Linked DNA regions of Homo sapiens: all the other regions are linked to region 3. Evidence: chromatin contacts called from ENCODE Hi-C or POLR2A ChIA-PET data. All regions are on one chromosome and are shown on one strand. The core of a region is the stretch at or near the end of the contact, and the rest is flanking DNA. Distances in the headings are between cores, read along the strand shown.

What was found. A loop is a pair of places that touch in the nucleus more often than their neighbours do. ChIA-PET counts read pairs that join two places held with the same protein, here RNA polymerase II (POLR2A). Pooled maps may share reads with other maps.
Region 1: a loop to region 3 is called in a map of CD4-positive, alpha-beta T cell, with 3 times the contacts of the local background. The contact joins the promoter of IMPDH2 here to the promoter of RBM6 in region 3. A Hi-C loop is called at or near these places in 1 of 168 maps with a recorded cell type or tissue (CD4-positive, alpha-beta T cell), 3 of 37 single-sample maps with no recorded cell type and 9 of 50 pooled maps. POLR2A ChIA-PET finds 5 or more read pairs at or near these places in 1 of 52 experiments (Caco-2).
Region 2: a loop to region 3 is called in a pooled map, with 4 times the contacts of the local background. The contact joins the promoter of CCDC71 here to the promoter of RBM6 in region 3. A Hi-C loop is called at or near these places in 6 of 50 pooled maps. POLR2A ChIA-PET finds 5 or more read pairs at or near these places in 3 of 52 experiments (AG04450, activated CD8-positive, alpha-beta memory T cell and activated naive CD4-positive, alpha-beta T cell).

What each region holds. Positions count from the first base shown.
Region 1 is chr3:49,027,696-49,030,849 of GRCh38, reverse strand. IMPDH2 (inosine monophosphate dehydrogenase 2) reads left to right here and starts at 1,452. Exons shown (of 14, transcript NM_000884.3): 1 at 1,452-1,597; 2 at 2,044-2,092; 3 at 2,318-2,419; 4 at 2,528-2,602; 5 at 2,934-3,140. The coding sequence starts at 1,500. It overlaps QRICH1 (glutamine rich 1), which reads left to right. Exons shown (of 10, transcript NM_198880.3): 10 at 206-1,143. The coding sequence ends at 398. RefSeq lists enhancers at 1,452-1,661, 1,115-1,716, 1,717-2,319.
Region 2 is chr3:49,164,342-49,167,617 of GRCh38, reverse strand. It overlaps CCDC71 (coiled-coil domain containing 71), which reads left to right and starts at 1,287. Exons shown (of 2, transcript NM_022903.4): 1 at 1,287-1,351. RefSeq lists enhancers at 1,006-1,125, 1,146-1,215 and silencers at 1,366-1,445, 1,466-1,525.
Region 3 is chr3:49,938,738-49,941,762 of GRCh38, reverse strand. RBM6 (RNA binding motif protein 6) reads right to left here and starts at 1,613. Exons shown (of 21, transcript NM_005777.3): 1 at 1,538-1,613. RefSeq lists a silencer at 1,183-1,382 and enhancers at 939-1,460, 1,523-1,582, 1,613-1,662, 1,693-1,752, 1,461-1,983.

The DNA.
Region 1 (3,154 bases), core at 203-2,702, 910 kb after region 3:
GGGGAAGTAACCCAACATTTGGGGGATTTGCAGTAGTCCCAAAGGAGGACCAGGATGTAGTGTGTGGTGGCTGCATGGAATTCAGTAGCTGTGCCACAATAACTTGGGGCCTTACTGTTTGCAGACAGCATCTGTCTGGGAAGTTCAGGGTGGGAGGGTTGAAGTTATATTGGTGGTACCCAACTTTTATCCGCATATTCTTCAGCCCCCAGAGTGTGAAAGGCCGGAATGACACCTTTTACCTGACACCTGAGCCAGTGGTGGCCCCCAACAGCCCAATCTGGTACTCAGTCCAGCCTATCAGCAGAGAGCAGATGGGACAAATGCTGACGCGGATCCTGGTGATAAGAGAAATTCAGGAGGCCATCGCAGTGGCCAATGCAAGCACTATGCACTGAGATGCCTTGGCCATGGCACAAGAGAAACCAGCCAGGAAAAACCAGACAGACTTTCACACTAAAGAAGAGGCCTCCATTTTTTTTTTTCTTTTTTTTATTGGTGTAGTTACGAAGCCTTTCAGGCTGCTTCTGTTTAAAATATAAAAGAAAACTTTGCCCCCTTTGCATCTTCATAAACCTGCTGCGGCAGACTCCTCAGCCGATGGTGGCTCTGGGTTTCCTTGAGTGTCATATGTCCTAGAAAGTTGCTGGCTGACTCTTTTTTGTCTGGGGCCTGGGGAAAGGGCTTGGACTGTGAAAAGAAATGTGGCCCCTTTCCATCTTCAAGAGAGATGGAATTAATGATGGATGGACCCTGGAGGGAATCTCCCCAGCCGACTTCCACTGGGCTGACAGACTTTGCTGACCACAGGGGAACGATGTTCTTTTCTTTCTTCATGATCAGACATAAACTTAGCATCTTAATGGAAGAAAAATGAGGGGAACTTCAATTATGATTTATTAAAGACAATTTCTATTACACCCTCCTTTATGACAAGTGACATTTTAGATGTAAAAGTAAAAACTTTACCATGCCTTTTTTTTTTTTGTTGGCCTAACATTGAGGCCTTAAAACCTGAGGCTCCTGTGCCTGATGGAATTCTTGTAACATACACTTGTGTATCATATAAAGATACCACTCTGTTTCTCTTATGTATTCTTACTCTAGTTGTTTATTAAGAATGACAAGCACGTCTTTTCAACATGTTAGTGAACAACGTCTCTTTATTTTGGGGAGGAGCCCGGCGGGACAGTAGAAGTAAACCCTTGCCTGTTAATTGAACTGGCCGAGGTCCTGCGGGGAGTGTGGGGTGGGACGTGAAGTGGCAGCTCCTCAGTGACAAGGCCACTATGTGCTATACGCATGCGCTGTTTCTTCAGCGCCAGCTCCGCCCCCGCCGCAGCGAGGCGGGTAGGTTCCGCCCGCGCGCACTACGCCCTGACGTCAGCGTCGCGCGCAGCGCAGTGACGAAATCGGCTGGTTTATATTGGCGCGGCCCAGACGGCAGAGGTCTCTGCGGCGCGGTCCTCGGAGACACGCGGCGGTGTCCTGTGTTGGCCATGGCCGACTACCTGATTAGTGGGGGCACGTCCTACGTGCCAGACGACGGACTCACAGCACAGCAGCTCTTCAACTGCGGAGACGGCCTCACCTACAAGTGCGGGCCTATGGGGCTCACCTGGGCGAAGAGAGGGGCGGCACCCTGGGGAAAAGGCCAGATGGGGGCTTCCGAGAGCCGCCTTGGGCGTGGGCGTGGGGGACAGGTTTCGGGAATTGGCCACCCACCTCCGGGGCTCACTTTGAGACATCTGGAGCGGTGCTTGGGGTACGGAGAAGCATCTCAGTAGTGCTTGGAATCTCAGGCCGGAGATTCCATGCTCCAGACACATGGAATTGTCAGGGTGCCAGGAGCACTGATGACAGCTCGGTGGCAGAAAAGGTCCCCTGTACCCATTTCCACCTTGTGCTGTGCCTGTGACACACAGACTCTGTCAGTGCCACTCTCTGCTCACATGCGTTACGGGTTGATTGGTACATGGGGATGGAGTCTCATGCTGCCCTAAGCTGAGAGCTTTACTCCCAATTCACTCCCTTCCCTCGCAGTGACTTTCTCATTCTCCCTGGGTACATCGACTTCACTGCAGACCAGGTGGTGAGTATGATCAGGAATTGGGTCCTGAACATCAAGGTGAGCTAAGGTGCTACTATCACCTGGTCTCTGGGCTAACTCACCAGATTGGGCTTGGGGGTGGATTTTATAGGATCATGTTGCTTGTTAGCATGCAGGTCATACAAAAGTGCCTTTTTGTGGGGGACTCAGTAACACCTTGAGGTGTAAGGGATGCTTTCCCACACTGGTTGACGTTTGTCTCCTCAGGACCTGACTTCTGCTCTGACCAAGAAAATCACTCTTAAGACCCCACTGGTTTCCTCTCCCATGGACACAGTCACAGAGGCTGGGATGGCCATAGCAATGGCGGTGAGCCCCATGGGGTGTGGGGGAAGGAGCAAGGACTCCATCGCCTTTCCCCAAAGGCATTCAGTCCTGCTTCTTGTCACTTAGTAGTAGTCTCTTTTTATCCTGTAGCTTACAGGCGGTATTGGCTTCATCCACCACAACTGTACACCTGAATTCCAGGCCAATGAAGTTCGGAAAGTGAAGGTCAGAAGGGCAACGATCATTAGCAAGCGCTCCTGGGAATTGCACTGAGGTGGGGTGGGGTGGGAGTAGGGGTTTATTCTAATTTAGTATTCTTTCTTCCCACCATGGGGTTCAGTTACTGAGAAGACCCTGAGATTCTGTTTCTTAAAGCAGCAGCAATAGACCAGGTGTACAGTGCCTCCAGCCTACCCATGTCTCTAAGATGTGTTGGTGTGATTTGGTCTTGTGGCACTGCCAAAGGGATCGATAAGCAGAGACCCCATGCTTCAGATCAAGAGCCTGATGAAAGTAGTTCAAAGATGCGATGCCCTTTCTCACCATCCCTTTCCAGAAATATGAACAGGGATTCATCACAGACCCTGTGGTCCTCAGCCCCAAGGATCGCGTGCGGGATGTTTTTGAGGCCAAGGCCCGGCATGGTTTCTGCGGTATCCCAATCACAGACACAGGCCGGATGGGGAGCCGCTTGGTGGGCATCATCTCCTCCAGGGACATTGATTTTCTCAAAGAGGAGGAACATGACTGTTTCTTGGAAGAGGTGGGTGCCACTGG
Region 2 (3,276 bases), core at 38-2,537, 770 kb after region 3:
CATTAGTGCTGAGGCCCTGGGAAGCTAAGAGGCACCAGATGAGGCCTATGGCACTGCTGGGTGGACTAGGCACTTGTCTTTAGGAGTGCCTGGACCCCTCTGTATAAGCAGGGAAAATACAGAGCAACCAGAGGATCCTGGTTGGAAAAAGGGCAGGAAAAAGGGCTAGTACCCAGTCCCTAAATGAAGCATCCCGCCACCCTCCTGTGATTGCCAATAGGCTTCCACCTGACCCCAACTACCAAATAAGGCACCACTGCAAGGGTCAGAGTCCAAGAGTTGTGGCAATATTTCTGCCTCCTGGCTCAGGCTCTGACCCTAGTGCAAATGCCCCCACTACCTCATCCATGAAACCAGGGCTCCCAGGATGGTTCCCAACCTGGACTTGCAAACCTCTGACTAATGGGACCTTTGGTCAGAGCTGTGGAGACCACTCTGACCTCTCACTGAAGTCACAGACCCCTAGGGTTGATTTTGACCTGTGTCCTATAACCACCACCCCGTACTAGCCCAAGAGCATGGATAAAAAGACTGAGGTCCCAGACTCCTAGGCAAAAGGAAAGGGGTTCTGGGCAGTGTTAAGACTGGAAGCAGGACTTCCTTCCATTGAGGGGCTGAGGCTGGGCCAGTGACTATACCTGCCCCCACCTGCCTGAGCAAGTATACTCAGGCCCACAGTGGTATACTGGAGCCCCCAGACTCCATGTGCGCTTGGGCTTGCGTGCACCACTTGTGATCACGTGCACACCAGCCTTTCATGCCATGTGCCACAGGCCCTATTCTCAGGAAGAGAGGAAGGCCTGCTGTCCTCGGAGAAGATACCCTTACTGCAAAACAAAGGAGATCACCTGAGACTCCCTGTCAGGAGGCACTCCTCTTTCACCCTCTGGTCAGGTGTCTGGGACTGAAGTGGGCATTGTCAGTGGCTAAAGATAGATCAGAGGGTGGAAGATGGCCTGAACCTTGTCAGGAGCCCCTCCCAGATGTCAATGCACCACTAGCTCCCCTCAGAAAAGGTGTCAGATGACCCCTAATCCAGTCTTGGCCGGGCTCTAGTGAGTCCTTGCCTGGGGCCGCGTCAGAGGGCACCTCTGTTCTTCAGACTTCTGCACAGGGCCGAACGGGTTTGGAGCAGTCACCGCGGCCACCACCTCCAGGCAGTCCTCCTTGGTACCCAATCTGCTCCGCCCCCAGACTTTGTGGGGAAATGGGGTCTCAGGGGTCAAGGGTCGGTAGGGCGGGCTGGGTCCCGGAAGCGGAAGCGCAGTGCACTTCCGGCGCGCAGCGGGCGGCCATGTTGGAGCAGCGGAGGCGGCGCAGAGGCGCGTCTTGGGTCCCCGCGGCGGCGCCGGTAGGTTGGAGCCGCGGGCCTAGCCGCGCCGCGGAGGGGCGGCCCGCGAGGCGGCAGGGCGGACGGGCAAGCGGCCAACTCTTCCCGGACCCGCGTCCTCCGCCGGCCTGGCCGAGACCCCCCACCCCACCCCCACCCCGCGCCCAGCGACCCCACCCTGGGGCTGTGCGGTCCCGGTAGGGCTAGCACCGTTCACCCTGTACATTTCGCTGCCTCAGTGACCCCCGCCTCACGGCTTGGGCCCTAAGGACGTGCATTCCCAGCCTGAGGGCCCCGATCTGCCCCCTCCCCCGGTCTGCCTGTGTGGCGCCTCTCTCACGCCCTATCTTCCGTCAACTTCTCCTGCCTTCCCCGGGGGCACGTGTGAAGGGAAGTCGGAGGCCGGGCAGGAGCCTCTGTTTCCGAAGCTTCTCGAAAGCCCAGAAAACCCCTCCCAAGAGCCCAGCCTAACCTGGGTGGAAGAGCCCCCAGGTCACCCCAAATATTTGCGCTGGGGCGCGTGTGAGGGTGGGAAATAGGTCCCTCTCTCTTCTACAGTTCACAGCTCTGGGAACTACATCCCTTCAAAAAACATTAATAAAGAACTAAAGTCATGTGCAAGGATTGTGCTTGGAGAACGGTCTCTGGGGAGGGGAAGTGCCCAAGACACCTGAGGATCCAAGAATGTTTCCAAACAAAGAGCCCTAGGGCATTTCCTCCAGGGTATTCTGAAGACTTCATCTGCTGCATTAGAGCGGTGGGAAGAAACTACACAGACGGGCCTCATGGCCCGAGGGACCTGCCTGATCCTGGCTGATCTTTTAATGCTCTGGTGCAGCTGGGGAGCTGCCTCTTGCTTCTGGGAACCCTCAGTGTTGGGTTGGGTATTAGATGTTAGTTATGATTGATGTCCACAGCTTCTTTAAAGAAGTCTGGGAGTAGTTAGGTGTTCTCAGTCACCTCCATCTGGGCTGTACTGAGGTCTGTGGCCCTCCAAGTCTTAGGTAGGACAGTGCATACCGCTAATGTCCCCTTGACTCACCATCCTACTTGCAGCCTTTGGCTCCCATTGTCCTTAAACTTTGGGATCTTGGTCTGGCTTCCTGGTCCCTGGTCTGCCTGGTTGCCTAGAGAGATGTCATTGGCACCTGCTACTCATCAGCTTTTTAGTTTCTGTTGAAGAAAAGTCCGACTCTTGATTAGGTCTCCATGCCTCTGGAGCTAGAAAATGGGTTGCTGAGTACCCTGTCTAGAGACTGAAAACAGAACTTCTGGTGGGCAGGGAGATTCCCCCACCCCACTCCAGCTCCACACATGAACAGCAGCAGCTGGAGAAACAGATGGGCATGGACAGTGGGTGTAAGTCTGGGCCCTTTGGCTAACATTCAGGGTTCTTTGTTGCTCTATCCTCGCCTGTTTTTTCACCTAGATCCCAGATCCCACACCAAGTATGCCTTAACCCTTTCTCACTTTGGAGCCATTGCATTAGCTATTCCCCTTTTTGTTCCATTTCCATCTAATCATTTTTCATTCATCACTCATATCCTAGCTAGGTGTTGTCTCTCCCAGGAATCCTTTCCTGACCCATTGGCAAACTGAGCTGAATGCCAGCATTCACTCCCAAGAATCTTAACAGTGTCTTTTTCTGGCCTTCTAACCTAGGTTCCTTGAGGACAGGGATATTGCCTGTATTCCCAGAGCTGAGTAATTCTAGGTTTCTGGCTTCAGAAAATACAGAGTTGAATTAAAATGTACCAGGCTCAAATCTTTTCAGGGACCCGGCAGCAGGTTGGATGGCTCTGAGGTATTTCTGAGCATGTATCTTGAAGAAACTCCCTGATCCTTAGCCTCTCCTCCCACCCCAGCATGGTAGAGGGTCAGGAGACCAGGGTTTTACACCAGGAAGTGTCTCACTCTGGCCAGATTCCTCAGTGTCATGGAGATTG
Region 3 (3,025 bases), core at 364-2,863:
AACTCCGCCTCTACTAAAAAAATACAAAAAATTAGCTGGGCATAAGGCGAAACGCTGCCTCTACTATGTTGGTTTTTGTTGAGTTTTGCGGGTTTTTTTTTTTTTTTTTTTTTTTTTTTTTTGAGACAGAGTTTCACTCTTGTGGCCCAGGCTGGAGTGCAATGGAGCAATCTCAGCTCACCGCAACCTCCGCCTCCCAGGTTCAAGCGATTCTCCTGCCTCAGCCTCCCAAGTAGCTGGGATTACAGGCATGTGCCACCATGCCCGGCTAATTTTGTACTTTTAGTAGAGACGCGGTTTCTCCATGTTAGTCAGGCTGGTCTCGAACTCCCCACCTCAGCCTCCCAAAGTGCTGGGATTACAGGTGTGAGCCACCAGGCTCGGCCTGGTAATAGAATTCTATAAGGAAAGGTGCTACAACTATCCAGAGAGACCTGGGACCTGTCCTGCAGGTTAGGTATCTAGTTAGATGCTAGTTTCTGAGACAAGGTTCAAATTCAACTTTTGTGTTTCACCAAAATGGTAACATATTATTTAGTTACTTTCTTCACTGCCAGTCCTACCATCACGCACCAGCTCTTGACACCTCTCGTTAGAGACCTCACAAATTCAGTAATGGTGACATATTTAAATCATTCACGCTGGTGGCATTTCTCAATAGGAAGGTGGAAACTAGCAAGCCGAGGGCACAATCCAGGGTTCAGAAAATGAACCAGGTGACCATGTCTGCATGTCTACTGAACTCCTTCACTTAAATCCGGCTACTCTGACCTTCACAAGCAAACCTGGAATATGCAAAAAATACAATTACGCTCACGGTTTATGTACCCTACGAAACAGGGCCCTTCCTTCAAAAAAAAAAAAAAAAAAAAGGCATTCCCAAAGTTGAACCCATTCGCCTAACGTCAATTCTAAAATAAAGAGAAAAACATCTATTTACACCGCTAATGGAATCTAAAGCGTGAATACGATAAAACATCCTTCTCCTTCATTGCCTAACGGGCGCAGAACCCACCAGACCACTCTCCCGCTTCCAGGTTCTACCGCCCCGACGACCGGGCTCGGAGCTCTTGTGCCCTCCGGTCCAGCGGAGCCTCCCTTGTGTCTGTCCAAGTCTGAGGACGAGGCTACGTGCTAAGCACAAGAGCTCCCTTCCTAGTGATGCCACAGAATTGGATCTGAAACAGGAAAACCGCAAGAACAGCCCGCTTACAGCTCCGAAGAGTAGGAGCACAGAGCCGCAACCACGCGCCGGCCCCAGCCTCACAGCTGGCCGCTCCGCGGCGGGACCGGTAATCTACTGCCGCGCCGGGCCCCGCCCCAGGCCCGCGACGGTTCCGGGGCGTTCCTGCCACGGGCGGCGCCTCCCTCATCTCACCGTTGCTTGGTCTTCTTCCCGAGCGAGGCCGCAGCCGCCCCGCGACACTGAAGCCACAGCTTTCAGGCTGCGCGGGCCTGCGATGTCTAGAGCGGGCCTGTCTGCTGGCTATTCCCTGGCAGGCTCTGGCACGCCTCCCCTCCAGTCCCGGGCCCTTACCTAGGCGGCGAAGCCTCCACGGCCCGCTCCTCCTTCTCCTCAGCCTCCGCCACCGACCCAGCGCCGCGGACACCGGAACTTCCTCCGCGCGGGGCCACTGCTACCACAAAGGCGCCGCGCCGCTGCCTTCAGCGCTCGGCCCGCTGGGAGATGAAGTACAGCTGCCGGTCCCGCAGACTCTTACTCCCGCCGTGCCCCGCGCGCAGGGGACTTGCCTTCTGGGGTGGGTCGTAAGAGCACGCTGTCCATCGCCATCCAATAAGAAGGCGCGCTTACCCGCCCTACTCCGCGTGACCTGCTGGGAGTTGTGGTTTGGCCTCTGCCCTGTGACACCTGGTCCTCTTGTGCTTTCCTCTCAGTTGATTGAGGCTTACAGTTTTTTGGTGGCTTGACTTTCCTGAGGTTTGCTCCCTGCCAGCAGCTCGGGTACGGCCCTGGCCTGCCTAGCTCGAGGCCTCCTTATTGTCCGTTAGTGTGAGAGAAATGGAAGGGAGCTTCTTCGGGAGTAAGTTTAAGCCATCTCCAGCTGGTTGGCGGGGCGCGGTGGCTCACGCCTGTAATCCCAGCACTTTGGTAGGCCGCGGCGAGTGGACCACCTGAGGTCAGGAGTTCTAGACCAGCCTGGCCAACATGGTGAAACCCCATCTCTACCAAAAATACAAAAATTACCCGGGCTTGGTGGCAGGTGCCTGTAATCCCAGCTACTCGGGAGGCTGAGGCAGGAGAATCACTTAAACCCGGGAGGCAGAGGCAGAGGTTGCAGTGAGCCGACACTGTGCCACTGCACTCCAGCCTGGACAATAGAGCAAGACTCCACCTCAGAAAAAAAGAAAGAAAGAAAAAGGCCGGGCGCAGTGGCTCATGCTTGTAATCCTAGCACTTTGGGAGGCCGAGGTGGGTGGATCACGAGGTCAGGAGTTCAAGACCAGCCTGGCCAAGATAGTGAAACCCCATCGCTACTAAAAATACAAAAAGTAGCCAGGCGTGGTGGCGCATGCCTGTAATCCCAGCTACTCAGGAGGCTGAGGCAGAGAATTGCTTGAACCCGGGAAGCACAGGTTGCAGTGAGCCGAGATCGCGCCACTGCACTGTTGCCTGGCAACAGCGCAAGACTCCGTCTCAAAAGAAAGAAAGAAAGAAAGAAGTTGGGCGCAGTGGCTCACGACTGTAATCCCAGCACTGTGGGAGGCCGAGGCGGGTGGATCACGAGGTCAGGAGATCAAGACCATCCTGGCTAACACGATGAAACCCTGTCTCTACTAAAAACACAAAAAATTAGTGGAGCGTGGTGGCGGGCACCTGTAGTCCCAGCTACTCAGGAGGCTGAGGCAGGAGAATGACGTGAACCCGGGAGGCGGAGCTTGCAGTGAGTCGAGATAGCGCCACTGCACTCCAGCCTAGGCGACAGAGGGAGACTGTCGCAAAAAAAAAAAAAAATTACCCGGGCTTGGTGGCAGGCGCCTGTAATCCCAGCTACTCGGGAGGCTG